Regions from separate parts of the Homo sapiens genome. Here region 2 is linked to region 1. The links are chromatin loops, found by intact Hi-C in ENCODE. Cell type or tissue: A673. All regions are shown on one strand. Links, peaks and the distances in the headings refer to the core of each region. The heading gives the core; the rest is flanking DNA.

Evidence for each region. A loop is a pair of places that touch in the nucleus more often than their neighbours do. Peaks named below come from ENCODE experiments on the same cell type or tissue, not always from the same donor. Only the 100,000 strongest peaks of a DNase experiment are listed, where the experiment ranks them.
Region 2: it touches region 1 in a loop (2.4-fold over the local background); 1 of 110 quality-filtered maps calls a loop at or near these places.

What each region holds. Positions count from the first base shown.
Region 1 is chrX:138,292,983-138,303,850 of GRCh38, reverse strand. No RefSeq gene overlaps it. Among named protein-coding and RNA genes, the nearest start is that of MIR504, 370 kb to the left of the region's middle. In A673, for the core only: a CTCF peak has its summit at 5,436 (motif pointing left); no DNase peak of the experiment used is centred there.
Region 2 is chrX:138,708,069-138,718,936 of GRCh38, reverse strand. It overlaps FGF13 (fibroblast growth factor 13), which reads left to right and starts at 7,220. Exons shown (of 5, transcript NM_004114.5): 1 at 7,220-8,120; 2 at 10,009-10,119. The coding sequence starts at 7,934. FGF13-AS1 (FGF13 antisense RNA 1) reads right to left here and starts at 6,830. Exons shown (of 3, transcript NR_038405.1): 1 at 6,795-6,830; 2 at 4,128-4,213; 3 at 2,332-3,046. In A673, for the core only: a CTCF peak has its summit at 6,676 (motif pointing right); a DNase peak (open chromatin) is centred at 6,726; H3K4me3 peaks cover 1,863 bases.

The DNA of each region.
Region 1 (10,868 bases), core at 1,338-9,337:
TCACTAAGCTTTTTTATTATATATAGCAGCAACATTCTGCATATCATAAGGTAAAACCTAGCAGACTAGCTTGTAATAAATTTCTAATTCATGCCCAATAGATGAGATTTAATACTTAGTTTTCCAAAGGAAAGTCTACCACTGAATCCAAACTTCAACTGATGATGATTGGATTTCTCCTTAGACGTGTCCTTTTTTAAAATGGATACGTTGATTACAAATAACTTGTCTTTTCAGATTGCTCATTACTTAACAAAGAAATAGATGAAGTGAGCATCCTCACTGCTGCCTTTTGCAAATGGAATGTGGTTCAGACATCCAGGACTGCATGTTAAGTTGACTTTTTAAAAATAGAGACTGACAAGTTTAATAATTCAAGGCATAGATGTCTCTATCTTTGCACATGAGCTTTTTTAATCTTTGGAGACTAGGATATAAATCATATCTTTGGTGCAAAGTAAAAGTAAGTTTGCTTTAATTGTGGTCTTTTGTAGATAGCTTTGCCTCACAGTGTGTTAGTGTCAAAAAGCCTTTTTTTTTCTGAGAAAAAGAATGCTCACAGTCCTAGGTCTGCACTATAGTCCATAAAATGAAAGATATTTGCAAGTAATCTCTCAACTGCTAAGAAATTTCATCAATTCTGATTCATTTCTTTGGATCTCACATCTTGGTCTTTAATGACTTTTCCCTTTGAGCGCAAATACCCCGGGTCAGTGTCCTCTACCCCCTCAACCAGTACTACTCTTTAAGAAGCTGGAAACCATCACTCTCAGCAAACTATCCCAAGGACAAAAAACCAAACACCGCATGTTCTCACTCATAGGTGGGAATTGAACAATGAGAACACTTGGACACAGGAAGAGGAACATCACACACCGGGGCCTGTTGTGGGGTGGGGGTAGGGGGGAGGGATAGCATTAGGAGATATACCTAATGTAAATGATGAGTTAATGGGTGCAGCACACCAATATGGCACATGTATACATATGTAACAAACCTGCATGTTGTGCACATGTACCCTAGAACTTAAAGTATAATTTTAAAAAATTAAAAATAAATAAATAATCTATAAAATCCAAAGGCATCTGTTCTACTCATGATGCCTTGATGATATGAGTGGTGGTAAGGAATCACTTGTATCTGTAAGTAGTATCTACATGGGCAGGATTTTCCACCCTTTTGATAAAACTGGTCAGTTAATAAGTTTCTTGAGTCAGAAGGGTGACATGAGCATGTTCCCTCCTGGATTAATCCTTATCCACAAGACAGAACAAAACAATACATTGAGTGAAGGTGTACCATATAAGTTTGCATATGGACAGAGCCCCAGGTCTACTTTTGAAGGTAGCTACAAATAAGAAGTATAAAGTCAAATCTCATATCTTTGGACAGCTCTAGGATTATTTGAATAGGCTGAACAAGCTGAATCATCCTTGGAGCCCACCTTCAGTTCTGTCTTCTTCTATTTTATAACAGGAGAGTTAAGGGTTATGGAGTGAAGAGAGACCCGGATTTGAATCCTAGGTTACCGGCTACATGCCCTTAGGTAGGTTACAAATCTTTTGTGTCTCCATCTGCTTACCCGCAAAACAGAGAAAAGATTAGCCCTTGTCCCAAGGTAATTTATAGATTCAATGCCATCCCCATCAAGCTACCAATGACTTTCTTCACAGAATTGGAAAAAACTACTTTAAAGTTCACATGGAACCAAAAAAGAGCCCACATCACCAAGTCAATCCTAAGCCAAAAGAACAAACCTGGAAGCATCACGCTACCTGACTTCAAACTATACTACAAGGCTACAGTAACCAAAACAGCATAGTACTTGTACCAAAACAGAGATATAGACCAATGAACAGAACAGGGCCCTCAGAAATAATGCCGCATACCTACAACTATCTGATCTTTGACAATCCTGAGAAAAACAAGCAATGGGGAAAGGATTCCCTATTTAATAAATGGTGGTGGGAAAACTGGCTAGCCATATGTAGAAAGCTGAAACTGGATCCCTTCCTTACACCTTATACAAAAATTAATTCAAGATGGATTAAAGACTTACATGTTAGACCTAAAACCATAAAAACCCTAGAAGAAAACCCAGGCTTTACCATTCAGGACATAGGCATGGGCAAGGACTTCATGTCTAAAACACCAAAAGCAATGGCAACAAAAGCCAAAATTGACAAATGGGATCTAATTAAACTAAAGAGCTTCTGCACAGCAAAAGAAACTACCATCAGAGTGAACAGGCAACCTACAAAATGGGAGAAAATTTTCGCAACCTACTCATCTGACAAAGGGCTAATATCCAGAATCTACAATGAACTCAAACAAATTTACAAGAAAAAAACAAACAACCCCATCAAAAAGTGGGCGAAGGACATGAACAGACACTTCTCAAAAGAAGACATTTATGCAGCCAAAAAACACATGAAAAAATGCTCACCATCACTGGCCATCAGAGAAATGCAAATCAAAACCACAATGAGATACCATCTCACACCACTTAGAATGGCAATCATTAAAAAGTCAGGAAAGAACAGGTGCTGGAGAGGATGTGGAGAAATAGGAACACTTTTACACTGTTGGTGGGGCTGTAAACTAGTTCAACCATTGTGGAAGTCAGTGTGGCGATTCCTCAGGGATCTAGAACTAGAAATACCATTTGACCCAGCCATCCCATTACTGGGTATATACCCAAAGGACTATAAATCATGCTGCTATAAAGACACATGCACACGTATGTTTATTGCGGCACTATTCACAATAGCAAAGACTTGGAACCAACCCAAATGTCCAACAATGATAGACTGGATTAAGAAAATGTGGCACATAGACACCATGGAATACTATGCAGCCATAAAAAATGATGAGTTCATGTCCTTTGTAGAGACATGGATGAAATTGGAAATCATCATTCTCAGTAAACTATCGCAAGAACAAAAAACCAAACACCGCATATTCTCACTCATAGGTGGGAATTGAACAATGAGAACACATGGACACAGGAAGAGGAACATCACACTCTGGGGACTGTTGTGGGGTGGGGGGAGGGATAGCTTTAGGAGATATACCTAATGCTAAATGAGGAGTTAATGGGTGCAGCACACCAGCATGGCACATGGATACATATGTAACTAACCTGCACATTGTGCACATGTACCCTAAAACTTTAAGTATAATAATAATTAAAAAAATAATAAAAAATAAAATGAAATTTAAAAAAAATGATTAGCCCCTGTTTCATGAGGACTGTTGTGAGGATTAAATGAACTGATGTTTGTAAAATGCTTAGCATGGTGCTTAACACATAATGCAGTTCAATAAACGGGAGCTATTATTGTTGTTGTTGGTGATGTTGCCTCCTGTAAGTGGAATTGTGTTGTATCTTTGCTGCTTACCAGCTGTTTGACTTTGGGCAAGTCAGTTCACATCTCTGGTTTTCCCTTTTGTCATATAAGGATAATAACAGTTCCTACCTGAAATGGTTGTTGTGAAGATTACACAGGATAATCAGTACAAAGCTCTTAGCAAAGCACCTGGTATGTTTTAAGTAACGAAGTAAATGTTGATATCTTGTTGCTTCCTCCTCTTCCTGACCAACCAACATCTTTCCCTGGAATGAATATTTTATTGAGGAAGGAAAATAGAGGCATGGGAAAGAATCTGAAAACGTGACAGGAGTACCTGTACACAGAGGAAGGTGAGAGTTTGATGAAGTATCAAATATTGTAATACAACCACATAATTCATACATAGAAAAAATGTAAATTTAATTAAAACATTAAAATACATTTTTATTTTAACATTGTGGGAGATGGCAATATAATGCATCAAATTTGATTAAGAATGAATTATAAACTTAAAATTATTCCACAGTGTGGTGAAACTAGAAGATTTCTTAGGAGTGATTACAATAATTACATTAATTCCCCTTCCACCTTCAGTAATTAAAACCCTTGCCCACTTTGAAATCATTGGAAGGTAATCTCTGATCTACTCTTTTGGCCATTGGCACAACACCACTCTTTTCTGTCATGCTATTTCATTATCTTCACAGGTAAACTTTGACTCCTGTCCATAAATCAAATTTTCTCAAACTAGATGTTCAGTCTAAACTCATTGAGAATGTGTTTGCTGTTTATTCCATATATGAAAAAAATGCCCAATTCTCTCCATTACAACCACAATTTCTGATTTTAAATGAGATCTAAAAAAAGAAATAAAAGGGACATATTTAAAATATTCAAGTGTCCACAATTAGAACTGTTAATCTCATAACTATATAATACCTTCTTTGAAATTGAGAGCTATAAATATTTTAGTTTGATATTGATAATCTAAGTGCCCTATAAAAGCTTTTCAGATAAATTTTAGACCCTGTACAACAAACATTCTTATACAGTTAGGATATGCACTGATTCTAATCAGTAGCATAAGCATCTAAATAACATAAAAATATTTCCCAACACTCAAATGGCTTAGTTCCGGGGATGATGGATCTTTAGAAATCTTATACAATGCAGTTCATGGTTTAAAATAACATCATATTTCCTTATGAGTAACCCAACTTTCCACAAGGCCAAATGTAAAGTGCTCAGTTTCTATTTAAACTATTTTTCTAAGAATTTCTATTCCAAATACCAATACTTCATTGCTCAGATGTATTTGTGGTATTGATTTTTACTGAGGATAGTTTTATAATAAACTGGTGATTCAACAGATTCAAGTTTTACGTAGTTTTTCCTTCTGCTATTGTTTTTTTTTTTTTTTATCTCCAAGACTGGTTAGAAATAGAAGACCAAAAATAAAACAGAAAAGATTAGGTAGCTTAGATAAAACTTACTTGGATCATAACACAAGTGACATGTTATAACATAGTAGATGCTCAATCTTCCAAGATGCTCAACAATCTTGGAAGGTAACCAAAAATGTTTGATTCCAAATAGTTATTTTAATAGTAATAATCAGTTAATAAGATGATGTTTATCCATATTTAACTCTTTTACTTACTTTTTTTCTAAATTGTTTCTTATATAGAAACAGAGGGTCTTACTTTGGGGCATCTTGTGATTGATTGCTTTTTTAGAAATTGATTTGTATATATATATATATATTTGGGAAGGAGGTGAATGTTTTACCAGAAAACAAGTGATTACTGAAGTAGATGTGTATGGATTCTTGGAGCTGCAATAAACTCACTAGCGGTAATAAACTGTGGTTCCTAGCTTTGATTTTTTTGGGAAGGTTATTGTTGTTTACAAGGAAACATTACACTTTAATGGTTTTTAGCGATGCAGACATTTATAAAGGACAGAAGTATTTGTTACATATTTTTATTTACACATTTCACTTTTTATCATTAAATGATACATGGTGCAGTGAATACATAATGGATGTAATACTGCCACCTCTTGGTTATGTAAATGGAGATCTCCAAAGTCATAATTCTCTGTATTCAAACTGGAAAATGCAAGTGCTTAAAAGTCAGCTAAGTCTTTTCTATTTTGGTTTAGTGAAAACAGTTGTGAATGAATATCTATGCAAATGTGTATGTTTTAAACGCCTCTAAAAAGTGCATTATCTATGCATTAAAAGATATATGTGTTTATGAAACAAAAGTGACAGTGACATTTTGTGCTGAGGCATTCCAGAAAGCAATATTCAGAGTTGCAATAAGTTTAGAATTGTTTAGAGTGTCCTTCATTCAATCCAGATCAATTTAATCCAATCTTTGCTTAAATACAACCTAAACCATAGAAATTCAATCATTTTCTTATTTTAAAAGAGCACTCTTTCTTCATTTTAATCAATTTTAATCACTGAGCAAGGTATTAGATAACCAGATTATGGGATGGAAAATCTGGCATTTTCTTATTAAAGAAGGTCAAAAACTTGGACTGAAACTGAATTAAGTGACCCAGGACAAAAAGGCTAGATAATTATCATTTTTTCTCTCAGGTAGGGAGGAGCTTATAAATACAACATGCTGGATAATTTTCACGTGGGTATGTGGATGGTACAATCAATTACCTATTTTAACAAAGAGGGCAAGAACTAACCACAGTGTTTCATCAGCACTGCTCTCTAGATAAACATTTTACTACTTTAATAACAGTTTTCATTTCTACAATACTTAATATTTAACACAGCCCCGTATCTGTCAGTTCACATGATCGGATAGTCAGTTTCCTAAACAGTGGAAGTGCATCATGCAGTCATAAAGGACCCACAGCTTTTTTCCGGCAGATAGTCAATGGTGCTCTTCTTCAAATCAAGCAATAATATGACCATTCTGTCATCCAGATACAAAAAGTGACCCTGCTGACACTGTCAGCATGACAGATGTGTACTTGGCAACTGGTGATAGCACTAAGGATTGTCAAACATTTTTGCTTGCCTGTTTCCCTTAGCAACCAAATACTGATCCAGGATTGGGGACAGAGGGTGTGACTCTAGAATGGTTATGATCTATGTGAAACCCCTGGGGAGAACAATCAAATATCAACACTGGAAGAGACCTTAGAGACCATCTAGTCCAATTTCCCCTTTTGAAACATGGAAAAACAAGCGTCCTGAGAGGAGACATAAGTTGGTCACCAAGCAAGTGGGTCGCATAGCAGGACCAGAAGCTGGGTCCTCCAAGTGCAAGGCCAGTTCTCTCCTAACACACCATGCTGTCTCTGGGCTCTTTAGTCCTGCTTCAGCCTTCAGGTGTCTTCAGCTGTAGAAGAAATTGAGATCTGCTTCCTTGGAAGCTGCTTTCCAACTATGAACAGCAAAGGGTTTAAGCCATGTTGCCTTACTCAATGTTCTGATCCACGCAATCCTGTTGGCTTCTGGGAATGCTTACAGGTATGGAGGCACCTCCTATGTCAGGGGTACTTTTTAGACTCAAGACGTAATCTCTTCTGGTGTTGGAAATAAGTGTGTATGCCTTCAATGATCATCTCAGGCTACCCACCAAAGAGGAAGTTCAAAAACATGGCCTAAAAACATAACATAGCTAGTGGAGAAACTGCCACCCGGGAGAAAAAGCAAAGTATCTTCCATGAGGTCTCACAGAAGGATTGTGGCTGAGTGGAAGTTGGTGATTTTCCTTGTGGGGGAAAGCAAGAGAGATCAGACTGTTACTGTGTCTGTATAGAAAGAAGTAGACATAGGAGACTCCATTTTGTTCTGTACTAAGAAAAATTCTTCTGCCTTGAGATTCTGTTAATCTATGACCTTACCCCCAACCCCGTGCTCCCTGAAACATGTGCTGTGTCGACTCAGGGTTAAATGGATTAAGGGCTGTGCAGGATGTGCTTTGTTAAACAGATGCTTGAAGGCAGCATGCTCCTTAAGAGTCATCACCACTCCCTAATCTCAAGTACCCAGGGACACAAACACTGCGGAAGGCCGCAGGGACCTCTGCCTAGGAAAGCCAGGTATTGTCCAAGGTTTCTCCCCATGTGATAGTCTGAAATATGGCTTCGTGGGAAGGGAAAGACCTGACCATCCCCCAGCCTGACACCCGTAAAGGGTCTGTGCTGAGGAGGATTAGTATAAGAGGAAGGCATGCTTCTTTGCAGTTGAGACAAGAGGAAGGCACCTGTCTCCTGCCCGTCCCTGGGCAATGGAATGTCTCGGTATAAAACCTGATTGTACGTTCCATCTACTGAGATAGGGAAAAACCGCCTTAGGGCTGGAGGTGGGACAGGTGGACAGCAATACTGCTTTGTAAAGCATCGAGATGTTTATGTGTATGCATATCTAAAAGCACAGCACTTAATCCTTTACCTTGTCTATGATGCAAAGACCTTTGTTCACGTGTTTGTCTGCTGACCCTCTCCCCACTACTGTCTTGTGACCCTGATACATCCCTCTCTCGGAGAAACACCCACGAATGATCAATAAATACCAAGGGAACTCAGAGGCTGGTGGGATCCTCCATATGCTGAACTCTGGTACCCCAGGTCCCCTTATTTCTTTCTCTATACTTTGTCTCTGTGTATTTTTCTTTTCCAAGTCTCTCATTCCACCTTACGAGAAACACCCACAGGTGTGGAGGGGCAACCCACCCCTTCATTCCTACAGCATTTTGTTATCTCTATTACTGCTATAATGCATCAATTTACAGGTAACTGGGGAGGAAAAGTTTTTAAAGAGGAAAAGAAACTTTGAGGCTAAAGGGTGTTCCATAAAGGTTTAATGATATTGACGAGATGGTCACTGTTGTTAACTTACAGCTAGAAAGGGAGGTACTCATTTTCTTAAATTGAATTTTCATCAAGTAGCAGCCTCTTTCCTGCCCCCCTACCATTCTCAGCAGCTGTCCTAAGACCTAAACCAGTGTTGCTGAAAATTCAGAATATCAAAATAAGTTATAGCTTCAACTATGCTATGTTCTTCTGACCCAGTAATTAGTACCTGGACCCCAAACTATGAAAGAAAATGGTACGTTTGTTAGAATAGCTCACAGTTTTTACACAGGTCACAGAAGCAACACAGAGGCTCAGGCAAGGAAGTACAGGTCACTCATGTTTAATGCTGTAATATGGCATTGACCTCTGAGGCAGCAATTATTGCAGAGATCATGATGCAAGAAAGGACTCTTTCTGTTATTTGGCACCCATACAGAGTTGGAAAGAGAAGAGCTTTGAACCCCAGGTAATGAAGGTCTCGCTCAGTCAGTTAATGTGAGGCATTCTCATTTGCTTGCCAGCCAGCTGGACAAGGATTGTGCAAGGCCAGCCAGAGCACATTATTTTCATGGAGAGAGGCAAGGCATACAGCACTGTGCAAGAAGTGGCCCTCTTGGGGCACAACCTGGGCCTGGCCCACTGTTCTAAACCTACATGTTGGCAAGTCATGGACGTGGAGAAAGAGAGGCTGTGGGTCGGGGGACGGCGGGGGGGACAGGGGAAGCAGGAGAGACAGACAGACAGAGATTGATTGTGTGTGTGTGGTGTGGAGGGTGTGTGAGAGAGTGTATTTTAAATGATGTGTCTAAATATTATGTGTGAGCCTACTTTTATGGTGAGTCTGTGGATGTGCCTTGTGGTTTGGGTAAAGCATTGTGAAAGGGGTGGGAGTTGTAAGGTATGTGTGGTTCATACGATCAGGAGGCAAAGAAGGGAATATTCCATTTATCAATGGCTCAGCCAGGTGAAGAGGATAACGACCAGTGTTCAGTAGTCGGATGGCTGAGAGGCACTAAAGGACCTACTATGTGGGGCTTTCTGGGACTCCAGAATGAGATATCATCCTAATCAGCAATTCTGGACCTTTCTTTGCTTACAGACCACTGATAATAACAGCTGAAACATATTGGGCACTTGCAGTGTGCCAGGTACTGTGCTAAAGTCTTTGCATGTATGAATTCATTTTATTCTTACAATGCTGTGAAGTAGGCACTATTATTGCCCCATTTCTGTGGAAGAGGAAACTGAAGCACAGAGTGTACAACTTCCCCAAGGCCACCCAACCAGTAAATGGCACAGCCAGAATTTGAATGCAGGCAACCTAGCTACATAGCCCATCCTCTTTGCCACTATTCTCTACAGTCTCTTATCTATCACCTCCTTATCAAAGCCCACTTTTTCTGCTGACCTCAACCCTCTGCCTTTACAGAAGAGGAAATGGAATTCAAGAGAGGAAAAGCGGATTGCCTTGGGCCAAAGTCATCTTCAGTAGAGCCTACTATTCACATATACCCTGCCCTATCATTGACCTTGGGCAGCCAATCTCTTGGGAGGAAGCATCTAGTCCATGAGCACCGTGCATTCTTTTGGCCCTTCCATCATTAGCCTTTATTTCAGGGATTTGAGCACAGACAGTCAGAAAGAGTCCCTTTGCTAGTTTTAAGATAAATGGAATCATTCAACTCCATTTCCCATTTGTCACTAATGTTGTGAATGGGGGTATATTTTACTTAAGGCTGTGCACATATGCACCTTTCAAAGAGCTTCAATCTATCAGTCTTGGAGCATATGGGGGAAAGTAAGTTTGACAAATCTACTGAAACACCTCAGAGACACTAATCCAGGAGGGGTATTGCCTATTTTTTTAATAACCAAAGTGCTAAGGCAGGATCTGTGGTAAGACCAGAGGCTAAGCCATACAAATATGAAGATTCATTTATGAATGGCTTTTAGTGATATGACAAAATGAAATGAAGTACAAGAAACTGTAAAATTGCTTTTTAACTTTAAATTTTACACTGTGTAACCATGTGTATATGATAAGCAAAATAGAACCACAAATGGTTAATCAATGTTTTTTACTATCTTCATGACCAACTTGTATGGACTATTTGGATGCTAAAATCATTTATGTACAAGTTAGGCAAGGTTGCCCACTTCCAAAATGAGCTGCCTGGAGAGGAAGTAGCCCTAGCAGTGGTTGTGAGGCATCCCCCTCCTAAATTTTTTGGAGGAGCATATGGCCCATCTGGATGTCTATTAACTTGGAAATATGATGTTTTTAACCAAGAAGCAAATTCTTGACTTGAAAGAAATAGATACAAAGCCCAGCTTGTAACTTAGGAATTCACGTTATGCATTTTACTCGAAAAATGTGGCAAATGAGCCTAAAAATGAACTCACTATATACATCACGGCATGAGCCAACTTTCCAGAAAACTGTCAGAACAGCCATGGAGGATTAGAGGAAGCTTATTTGAGAGTACAACGTTTAAAAGTGGCTAGACTGCTCACCGCATACCAGTTAACAGAAGTGACTGGTAATTCTGGTGGATGTAGGCTCCTCTGGTTAAAAACAACAACAACAACAACAACTTTCAATAAAAGTTATACCTGTGTGAACTTCCCATAGCTGACAGGAAAGGGAGGGGGGAATAGGTGATTGATGTAGCTTCTGACGTA
Region 2 (10,868 bases), core at 1,891-9,890, 410 kb before region 1:
GATTAAAGGGATTAAGGTTATAGCACTTAACAAGTTGCTTGTCCAACTATAACCATAGTATTTATTGAGTGTTATCACCATTTCCAACCCCAGTTTTGGGAAAAACAAATCTAAAGCAGAAGGGAGAGCTTAAAAATCATCTAGGGCATCTGCACAGTTCTCAGGTGGGTTATCAACCTGTCTTTCATCTCCTCCTTAGAATATGGAGGATAGTATTTTCTCTGAATATACCAGGTTCTTCTCCCCAAATCTTGGTCAGTGTCTGAAAAGAGATGTGTTAAGACTCTTAATCCTGAGGGAACACTAAAGTATTTTCCCATTACCTCTCTGTTGCTTTAAAAAATATAAATTCTTGATAGGAAATTGGAGCAAACAGTGCCATTGGCAAGTAGGAAATCCATCCAGTGTTCCTTAATGCTGGTTGTGAATCTTGCCTCCATATGCTAAATAATAACAGACACTAGATCATTTGCCCACACTGCATTCCTTTCCTCAAATACTGAGTTTAGGTCACCTTCCAGTAACTTTATTTCCTGAATTGGCTTAAATCCAGAAAAATTAGGTTGTCTGCCATTGCCTCAAATCCTCCATCATTTTTTCCCCTAGCTTTTCATTTAGGTTACCTAGTTCACTGGGCAAGAAATGAACCCAGTGTTACAGATATTTTGCCTCTGATTCTTGTACATTTTTAGCCTGCCATAAATGTCTCACCATAGAAGCACCTCACTTAATGTTTGTTAGCCATCACTTAGTTCATAAAATAGAAATTGTTCCTTCAAGATCTTCAAATATTATTGAGTAAAACAGAATCAAATTCACTTAGAGAACCTGATGCTTTTCTTGGCTCTAGACACTCTGTCACCACTGAAGCAACCCATTTGATTAATAATACATTTATTGTGTCTACAAAGTGTTTTCTGCAAGTTGGATGAGAGAAACTTCAGGAAATGAATGTGACTGCCTTGATCCACATGCTCCAAGTTCATCCAGTATGATCTTCCAAAGGCAAAAGCACTAACAATTAGCTTTGTGTTATGGCTCACACCTGTAATTCCCAGCACGTTGGGAGGCCAAGGCGGGAGGATCACTTGAAGCCAGGAGATAGATAGAGACAAGCCTGGGCAACAAAGTGAGACCTTAGCCTTAGAAAAAAAAAATAGTTAAATGTGGTGGCACGTGCCCGTAGTCCCAGCTACTTGGGGACTGAGATGGGACATGGCTTGAGCCCAGGAGTTAGAGGTTACAGAGAGCTGATCACGCCACTGCACTCCTGACTGGGTGACAGAGAGACCAGATCTCAAAACAAAACAAAACAAACCAACAACAACAACAACAAAAACACTAGCAATCCCCATGCCCTATCAGAGGGGACCTTTGCCTTCTCATAATGGTGTTACTGCCCCTTTCCACTCTCCTAGTGATTACTTCTTGGTGGCAGGTCATGGTTATACAAATAGTCGTGTAGATTTTATGACAGAATGATAGTCTTAATGGAAACCAACCCACATACCTAGCTAGATAGAAAAGGTTTTTGTTGTATTCATAAAAGGTTTTATAGAAGAAAAATCAGCAATCAATCATAGTATTTAACAACGCTCACTGAAAAGAATGTTTTCCTTGTACAAAACTTAAATCCCCACATATTAAAGCTTAAGCTCATTTCCTTGTATTCTCTCCTCAAGATTAAGGGAGAAACCTCCGCCCCAGAAAGCTGCTATTTCTCTCCAGGTTTTCTTGATTAAATGGCCAAGCAGGTAATCAGAGGCCTTGAACTCTCGATGTTGCAGCTGCCATGGCTAATTAAATGGTGAAGTGCTGAATTCACAGACATGATTAATACCATCAGGGCGTTTTATGGCTTTAATGTTCATAAATTATGACTGAACAATGAAATTTGTATGTGGGTTATAGGATTTTTCTTCTTAAGGATCAGAATTAATCAGTGTTTTCTCAATTGATTTTAAATATAAATCAGAGGTAGCATCAGTAAATTCTATAGCTTAAGTATTTAGAGAATGATCTCAGAAACAGGACATAATGAAAACCAAGCCACCATCCTAGTGTGATGCAAGCCTAAGGTCTTGTGGATTTTCATTCTAAATGCAATTCAGGAAGGCCAATCAGTTTCTAAAAGGATGGTTCTGGAGACCTTTGTTTCTGAAGTATAACTCCCCTAAATGATCTAATCTTTGCCAGCTAATATATGTGTCAGGGTATGTAACAGAATACAGTAGTCACTCTTTCTTTACCTGGCATTCTAGTGTGACACTAACAAGATTTCCTTAAATTGCATTTTTCTTCCTGGAGTTAAGTGTCTATTTCTTTTCTTTCTTTTTTCTTATTTTTCTTTTTTTTAGAGGCAGGGTCTTACTCTGTCACCCAGGGTGGAATGCAGTGGCAGGATCATAGCTTGCTGCAGCCTGGAACTCCTGGGCTCAAGGGATCCTTCTGCCTCAGCTTCCCAAAATGCTGGGATTACAGGTGTGAGCCACTGTGCCTGGCTGGCTGAAAAGAGCCTATTCTGTTAGCTTTTCTCTAAACTCCTCATTTGTATTTCTATCCAGTTGTTTCTCTGAGCCTTTGTACATAATTAGACCACAAAAGGTGGTACTTGGCTACCTCATCTCGTAAATACTCTCTCTGCTGCCTTACTTAGTGAATGGGGAGATCCCAGTGTTACTCGACGTTGGTGCATTTGAATCTGCCAACATTTCCTTTCTTTGAGCTCATCATCAGTCCTTGACCAGGTAACTTCCCACTCAGATATTTTGGTGAACTGTTAGTGTAGAAGGAGAACAAACTGGCAAGTGATTCTGAGTGAGCTTATCTTCACATAGGAAGGGTGTTTGAAATTTCTCATTTTCAGAATTTCAGAAAGACAGCCAATTCCTTTCTGCTCAGAATGGACTGAGGCTGCTCCCGATTAGGCTGTCTGAGTTCTCTCATTTTTACTCATCACAGTCACATCTGTTTGGGTTTCTGTCTCTCTCCTGGAGATGCCTCTTGAGAGCAGGTCCCCTCAGCTTCCTTACAGCTCCTCTGAGGCCTGCCAAAAGAGATTGGCAGAGAACGATCAGCATTCTATGCCCAGATAACTCACATAACTCTCTCTGAAAAGAATGCTAAAACCTAGTTCTCAAGTGAACCCACGAGGAGTGGAATCAAAGGGACTTTTGCATTTTTTCCTTGGAATCCAATTTAGAATTTATGTTCTCATGGGGTGGGAAGAGAACAGAGAGATGGGAAGTATGAAGAGGGGAAGATAAAGAAGTAGGAACAGGAACATATGGGAAAAATAATCATAGGCTCCCAGAGCCAAAAGGACTTTAAGGAACATGTCATCTGGAGGTTTCCAAACGTTTTGTTTTTAGTACCAGAATCTTTTCATTTTTATTTTTTACGTAAGAAATCATACAATGAGCTCCACTATATAAAACAGATGAAAAGAGAAAGAGAAATAAACAGTTGAATGAAAACAGTTAAAATAGATGAAATCTACTGTTGAAACATTGGCGAGGGAACTTTTATTACTTTTCATTACTTTTAGATTGCTGAAGAATACAAAGTGAAAACTGCCAATCTTGTCTAAGTATTACTTTAAAGATGGGAAAATTGAGGCCTGTAATATGGAGAAATGACATACTCAAGGTCACACAGCCAATTAGTGGCAGAGATAGGATTAAAACATATGTTTCCAGCCTGCCAGGCTAGAACTCTTTGGGAGTTGAGTTAGAAAAAAAAGCTAAGAATGCTTTCTTTCTGAACATGGTCAAAAAGAGAGGTTGGTGGACAATGCAATGGGAGAGCGGACACGTGGGAGAAACAACGGAGAATAGACCCTACCTTAGAATAGAGCATAGAAGAGTTTGAACCACCAGGGATAAGCAGAGATAACTGAAATTTACAAATATGGAGGAGATCCAGGAAGTTCCATAGCAAGGCCACAATGTGAACTGCTAGGAACAAATCAAAACTGGAGAAAAAGGGATTTGGAAATAGGTGTCAAAAGAGAATTCTTTATTACTTCCCCTACACAAATGTCGTACTATTGGCCCAGGATGGCAGTGGGACAGCAAAGACAAGCAAAATATGCTTCTCTAGGATTGGCTGCAATTCTTTCATTATACCTTCTCAAGATGGATGTGACTTTGGCATAGTTTCCTGTTGGAGATTTGAAAGTAATATTCACATTCGTCTCTGAAATTTTAAGCACCTGGGAAATAGACATGAGAGTTAGGAAAACGCGAACATATCTGCTTTGTGTGTGTGTGTGTGCGCGCGCGTGTGTGCGTGTGTGGAGTTTCGCTCTTATCGCCCAGGCTGGAGTGTGGTGGCCTGATCTTGGCTCACTGCAACCTCCGCCTCCCGGGTTCAAGCGATTCTCATGCCTCAGGCTCCCAAGAAGCTGGGACTACAGGCAGGCGCCACCATGCCTGGCTAATTTTGTATTTTTAGTAGAGACAGGGTTTCACCATGTTGGCCAGGCTGGTCTCAAACTCCTGACCTCAGGTGATCTGCTTGCCTCAGCCTCCCAAAATTCTGGGATAACAGGCGTGAGGCACTACGCCTGGCCAATATCTGCATTATTAATGGTTAAGTTCATTGAGCAATATGATTTGGACCCAATTTCAAAATGGTTTTCTTTCACTTTCTGCCCCAGATTGAATTTACCCTCTGGTCACAGGCCTTTGTGAGTTCTCTTTGTGGAAGAGAGAGGAGAATGAATGAGGTCCGTAGACAGACAGATCACAGAGAGATGCCCCCTTCTCAAGTCTCATTAATAATGTGCCATGCATTTTCCTGTTCATGAAAACAAAAGATTCAAGGGGGTCAGGATATAAAAAGACAGAAATATCTTTTGTGGGTTGGCAGGAACATGTGACAGAGGGAGAGTCTCGTTCCCCCTCCCCCATACTCTTCATTTTTCAATATTATACAATTTAATCAGGGAGAGAAGGATTAGAGCAAGAAGGACATCTACAAACACGTGTAGAATCACCTGGTTATCAGCCTTGGCCCAGTGGTTCCATGAGCTTATGTGGATGGTAGACAGGAGTTAGAAACAAAAGGATGTATTTACAGTTTGTGTTTGCAAATTTGTAATAAATGCCCCCGCCATTCTTATTATATATTCCTGAAGTCTTCTCTGAGTCTGTTTACCTCTAATATGTACCACAGAGTGTCCACACCAATAATTCTACAGGCGTCCTGAAAATACCTTATGAATGGTGTTTGCAGAAGCAAACAGTGAGAGCTATCTGAGAGGAGAAGTGGAGGAAAAACGGTGTGGGAAAGCCCTTATGATTTTCTCAATACCATCTCTTCTTCTAAGGTCTATCCCCTTCCTGAATCAGAACTTCATCCTTCTTTAGCTTTTGCATGCCTGCTCTGGGTCAGGATCCCAAGAGAGAAATGAGAGTAGGAACAAAAGGCCCTTGGGGTTGGTGCTTGGCAGAAGGTAAAAACATGCAGAGAATAAGCAGAGACCTTGTACCTGTTCATCACCCACCCCAAATATTTGGGCTTGATCAAAGCTTCTCCTGACCCCTCTTTATGTAAGATATTTCCCTTCATGGTATCTGGAATTTAAACAACAATCACAAACATTTTGAACTAGGAAATAGCCTCCTACTCTTCAGAATCAATATCAATCAGTCATTCCTCAGGGATTTATTTTTCCCTATGAATCAAATTTTAAAGAAGTGGATACTTGAATAGACTTGAGGTGTTAAAACTCTCGTCTACCTTGTCCTCCCTTTTCATTTGGGAAAGCCAAAAGCACAAAAGAGTAGGTAGAAAATGTCAGACCCTTTGGCATCATTCTCCTGTAACTATCAGTCTCAACCCACTGCAACCTTTACCCCAGTCTGCCTTGCAGACACACAGTGGTGCTTCTGATGGAGCAAGAGACATTTCAAGATTGCAGAGAAGTGGAAGGAGGGGTAGCAACAGCTTCCCCTGTGAAGCAATGGAATCTACAGAAGGGTCCGGTGATTCAGCTCTTATGGGCTAAGAAGCCTGAAAGCATTTCAGTGTTGCTGAGTCCGAGCTTGTTTGTTGGGTAGTCAGGCAAGGAAAAAAGGGCTAGAGTCTGAAGATAAGCTGAGCATCTGGTTTTGCATCTACATTAGTTCTGAAAAGAGGTGATGGGGGTGCCATGTAGGAGTCCAGTAAAGACGGTGTAGGGCTGCCAGGTAGTAGAGCTGCTCTATTTTGCTTCCTAGTTGGCCTCAGAAATCAAGTAAAATAGTCAAATAATTGTGTCTGTTTGAAGGTAGGGATGTAGACAGGCCATTTCTCTTTGCTGCATTTCTGGCCTCAAAACCTCTTCTTTCTTTTCCTCCAGAATAAAATATAACACAGGGAGAGGACAGAACTTGTTAATAGACTGAGGCCAGCAAAAAGCCAGACTGGTTCCTGAATTGGAGGGAAGGAGGCTGCCTGACTTTGGAGGAGCAGAAAAAAATAAGTTAGGAGATTAGAGATGGGCCACAGCTTAAATAGAGAGGTTCGACTCTGCATTTCCCAAATACGTAATGCTTACGGTACACGACCCAAGCTCTCTGCTTGAATCCCAAATCTGAGCGGACAGATGAGGGGGCGCAGAGGAAAAACAGGTTTTGGACCCTACAAATTGGCTTGAAATGAAAAGTCAGCAAAAACCACTGGGTGGCAGCGTGGTGTGCGGGCGCAGCTCTGCAGTGTCTGCTTCTGCTGCTACCGCTGGGGCTGAACCCGTCTGGGGACTCTGGCCTCCTCCCCTGAATGGCTACAAGTGTCGCCAAGCAAAATACCTCTGCGCGGGTGGGTGAGGGTTCTCCGGGTTGTTGGTGCGTCCAAGCCTGAGGCAGGGATCTGGCGAACTTCTGAGGGGCTCCAGCCCGAGCACAATCTGGTCAGCTCAAACACTGAGGAAACACCCCCACCACTCCATCCCCCAATGCCGAGCAAACCCCCGCTCCGTCAGCCCAACTACCTCATCTCAGTTCCTCCTCCATCACTGTTTCCTCCCGAAGCTCCTTTCGGGAAAAGGAGGGGAGAAGGATTTGGACGACTGGGGCAGTGCGGAAGCCCCTACAGGTGTTAGCCGGAACGGGCGGCCGGGGACTTGGGGGGGTGGGGGTGGGGGTGGGGGTGGGAGGGGCGGCCTGCGGCTCCGAGCCTACGGGCTCAGCCCCGGGAGGGAGGGGCCGTCGCGGGAGGGGGCTGCAAGGAGGCTGTCGCGCTGTTCCGGAGGGTGCCTGCGGCGGCTGAATTCCTGTGCTGCGACTGTGCCGCGCCCAGAGCAGCAGCAACAGCGAAGATGCGAGGCCATTACCTGTTTGATCCCTGTCGGAAACCTGGCACGGGCCAACTTTTCCCGATTATCACGCCAAGAAGTTGCAAGGACTAGTCGAAGACTCGGAGGGGCCAGGGCGAGGGCGCGCTCCCCCGCGCGCTGCCTCGTCCCTCCTCCGTCCGGCCGCCCGAGCTCCCGGCCTCTCTCCCGCCCGCGCTCACTCCCTCCGCCCGCCTCCCTCCTCTGGCCCCCATCAGAAGGGCAACAGGGCGAGGGGGTCCGGCGAAATTCGGACCGGAGCAGCTGGACATGCACGGTGTCCGCCGGGCGCAGGGGCCGACCACACGCAGTCGCGCAGTTCAGCATCCGCGTGCCAGTCTCGCCCGCGATCCCGGGCCCGGGGCTGTGGCGTCGACTCCGACCCAGGCAGCCAGCAGCCCGCGCGGGAGCCGGACCGCCGCCGGAGGAGCTCGGACGGCATGCTGAGCCCCCTCCTTGGCTGAAGCCCGAGTGCGGAGAAGCCCGGGCAAACGCAGGCTAAGGAGACCAAAGCGGCGAAGTCGCGAGACAGCGGACAAGCAGCGGAGGAGAAGGAGGAGGAGGCGAACCCAGAGAGGGGCAGCAAAAGAAGCGGTGGTGGTGGGCGTCGTGGCCATGGCGGCGGCTATCGCCAGCTCGCTCATCCGTCAGAAGAGGCAAGCCCGCGAGCGCGAGAAATCCAACGCCTGCAAGTGTGTCAGCAGCCCCAGCAAAGGCAAGACCAGCTGCGACAAAAACAAGTTAAATGTCTTTTCCCGGGTCAAACTCTTCGGCTCCAAGAAGAGGCGCAGAAGAAGACCAGGTCGGAAAGGGCTTTTGCTTTCTTTTCCCCATACTTTACGAGTGAGGTGGGGGCGGTGGGGAGCAGGTATGTAGCATAGGTGAGTTTGTTGGTGGCCCATCTTGTGCAGAAGAGGCCACCTAGCCTGTGTGCGTGCGTGGGAAGGCGCTGGCTTTCTTGCCTCCGTAACAGTAACACGCTTGCTGCATTGCAACTGCCCTGGGACAGGCGCAGAGCCTGGGGGCATACTCTGCCCTGGGTGGCTTGCCCTCAGCTTCGGACATGTCACATATGTGCATGCCCGGTGGGCTCTGGGCAGGCGTGACCCAGACATGGCTGTGATATGTATGGCGTGGAAATTGCAGGCGCAGAGCTGGGCAGACACCATCCTCCCGTCCCCAGGAGAGCCTGGGGAATCCCTCTCTTGCTTTTATCTCTGCCTCAGACCCTTCCCCTCCAGCTTCCACCTCCAAGGGATGTGGGCTTCTGCTGTCTAGGCATTGCGTTTCTTTGATGACTTTTAAGCTTTTTGGGACAGACTTGACTTGTGGTGCAGCTTCGAAATGTTTGCTGGGGCGGGGGGAGGGGGGATTTCTAGAACCTTGTTGCAAAGAGCTGAGAGATTTGGTTAGACTTAGTGTAATCGGTTACATGCTACTAAAATGCGGTGTTGAAGAGGGGATTTAAGCTCATACCCAGACTGTGGTGCTTTTGAACATTTTCAGTGGTAGGAGTAGCGCGATATTCCAGCGACTGGAAATTCAGCTCTAGGTGTCAGGTTGCGTCAAGGCAGACCTTCAGGCGAGCATGCAGTTTATTTGCCATTCTTAACCAAATGAATCTTTTACACTCTTTTCTGCCTTTTACTAGATAAATATTACAAAAAAAATAAGAGTCACCGATCTGTTATTTCTCCATTTATGTGTGCTACACCCTGGGATGGAAAAGCAGACATAACGTTTTCTGTTTGCACAAAGTTTTTAATGCATTAACTGTAAATTAGGCTTGTTTCAAAAAGGCTTAAGTGGTTGCAAAGCATGCTTATGTGGCTCGAATAATCACATAAATATTATTTCAGCGCAGGAGTCTATATTCAGTAAAAGAAAATTTTGGATAACATGGCTGTTATTGGTAAATGAGACACTTGATTGATCTATGGTTATTCATAATTGAAAATCATTTTAATTAAGAACTCATATTTTTGATAATCATACTTCTGATATGAAATTTGAAAAATTAGTATGCACTGATTTTTTCCTTCCTACCAACAAAAACCCTGCTCTTTTCACACACATTTTCACTAATGATAATTAATATGACAAGATTTGTTAATGGTGGTTGTATCTCCCTCCTCCCTTTTTTGGTATAAAAGGCTCAATTTTCCAAATACAGTTTCCTTAATGGGGTTCCACGTTATTTATGCATTTTCTACCTTCTTAGAATAAAGGAGATTATTTATTCAAATTGTGGTCATTCTGAAGGAAATCTTTGCTAGTGGGTTTTTGGTCCTTGGTCGGTTGGCAGACAACTCTGAATTATCTTTCTATTTCTCCTTTTCCTTTCACATGAAAAGTAGCACAATTTCAAAAGGCAGAATAGCCATTTGCCAACCCATTACAAATACTCAGTGAGATAGAGTTCCACTCTGTAAACCAAAGGACAGGTTATCAGAAACTATAGACACTTTCAGAAGCTTTACCAATGTTTCCAGATAGAAATAAAATGTTTCTTTAGTTTGAAAATTTATTCTGAAACTCAGAGTTTGTTTTCTTTCTTCCAGACACCTTAAAAGTGTAGTTTGACTTTTTCCATTAAGATTTGTAAATGAAATTAGAAATTGAAATTCCTAGTCTTTTCAACTACATAGGCACAATTTATCAATTGATCCAAATCATTGTTCTCTTTGCAGAGCCTCAGCTTAAGGGTATAGTTACCAAGCTATACAGCCGACAAGGCTACCACTTGCAGCTGCAGGCGGATGGAACCATTGATGGCACCAAAGATGAGGACAGCACTTACAGTAAGTGACTGCAAAATAAATAGTATATGCCAGCATGTTGTTAACATTCTGTTTTTATTTATTTTAAAAATAAATACGCTTTCCTAAATCCTGAATTAAATGCAAAATATATTCACACTACATAATCCTGTTTACACAGGTTAACCTAAAGGAAGTTGAATATGAGTCTGTCTAAGATAGTAAACTAGGGCAAATAATGTTGACACCATCTGAAGAATAATCCAAATGTCATCTCCATGGAAATCTAGATAGATTTATGGCTATCCTTTGGATTTTATTACTTTTTTCCCACAGAAAATTTACTCACCCACACACTGATCCAGAAATAGCATGTTATCTCTACTCTTAAGAACCGGTCTTAACCCAAGAGAGAGGAGTGGTTTCATACCATGAAAATTCATCATTACAAGCTTTCACTTCTGCTCCCTGCTCCACACACACACTGATAACTCTGAGACTAGTGGAATTTTAACATTGAGATACCTCCGCAGGTGGGTAAAGGGATTTCTTTTAGTTCTTTCTTTTTAACCATGGTTTCAGACCAAATTGGAGACTATAATGGTGAGCCTAAAAAAGAAACACATAAAAAATAATTAGGTTTTATTTCCAATTACTGAAAGAAGGTGATTCCAAGATGTTACGTAACCTTTAATTACATGTTTTATTTATTAGGAGTAATAAAAATATAAACTCACAAATAGTGCAGGCTTCTCCTCAATGATGATTGATGTTTTCTTGCAATTTACAGA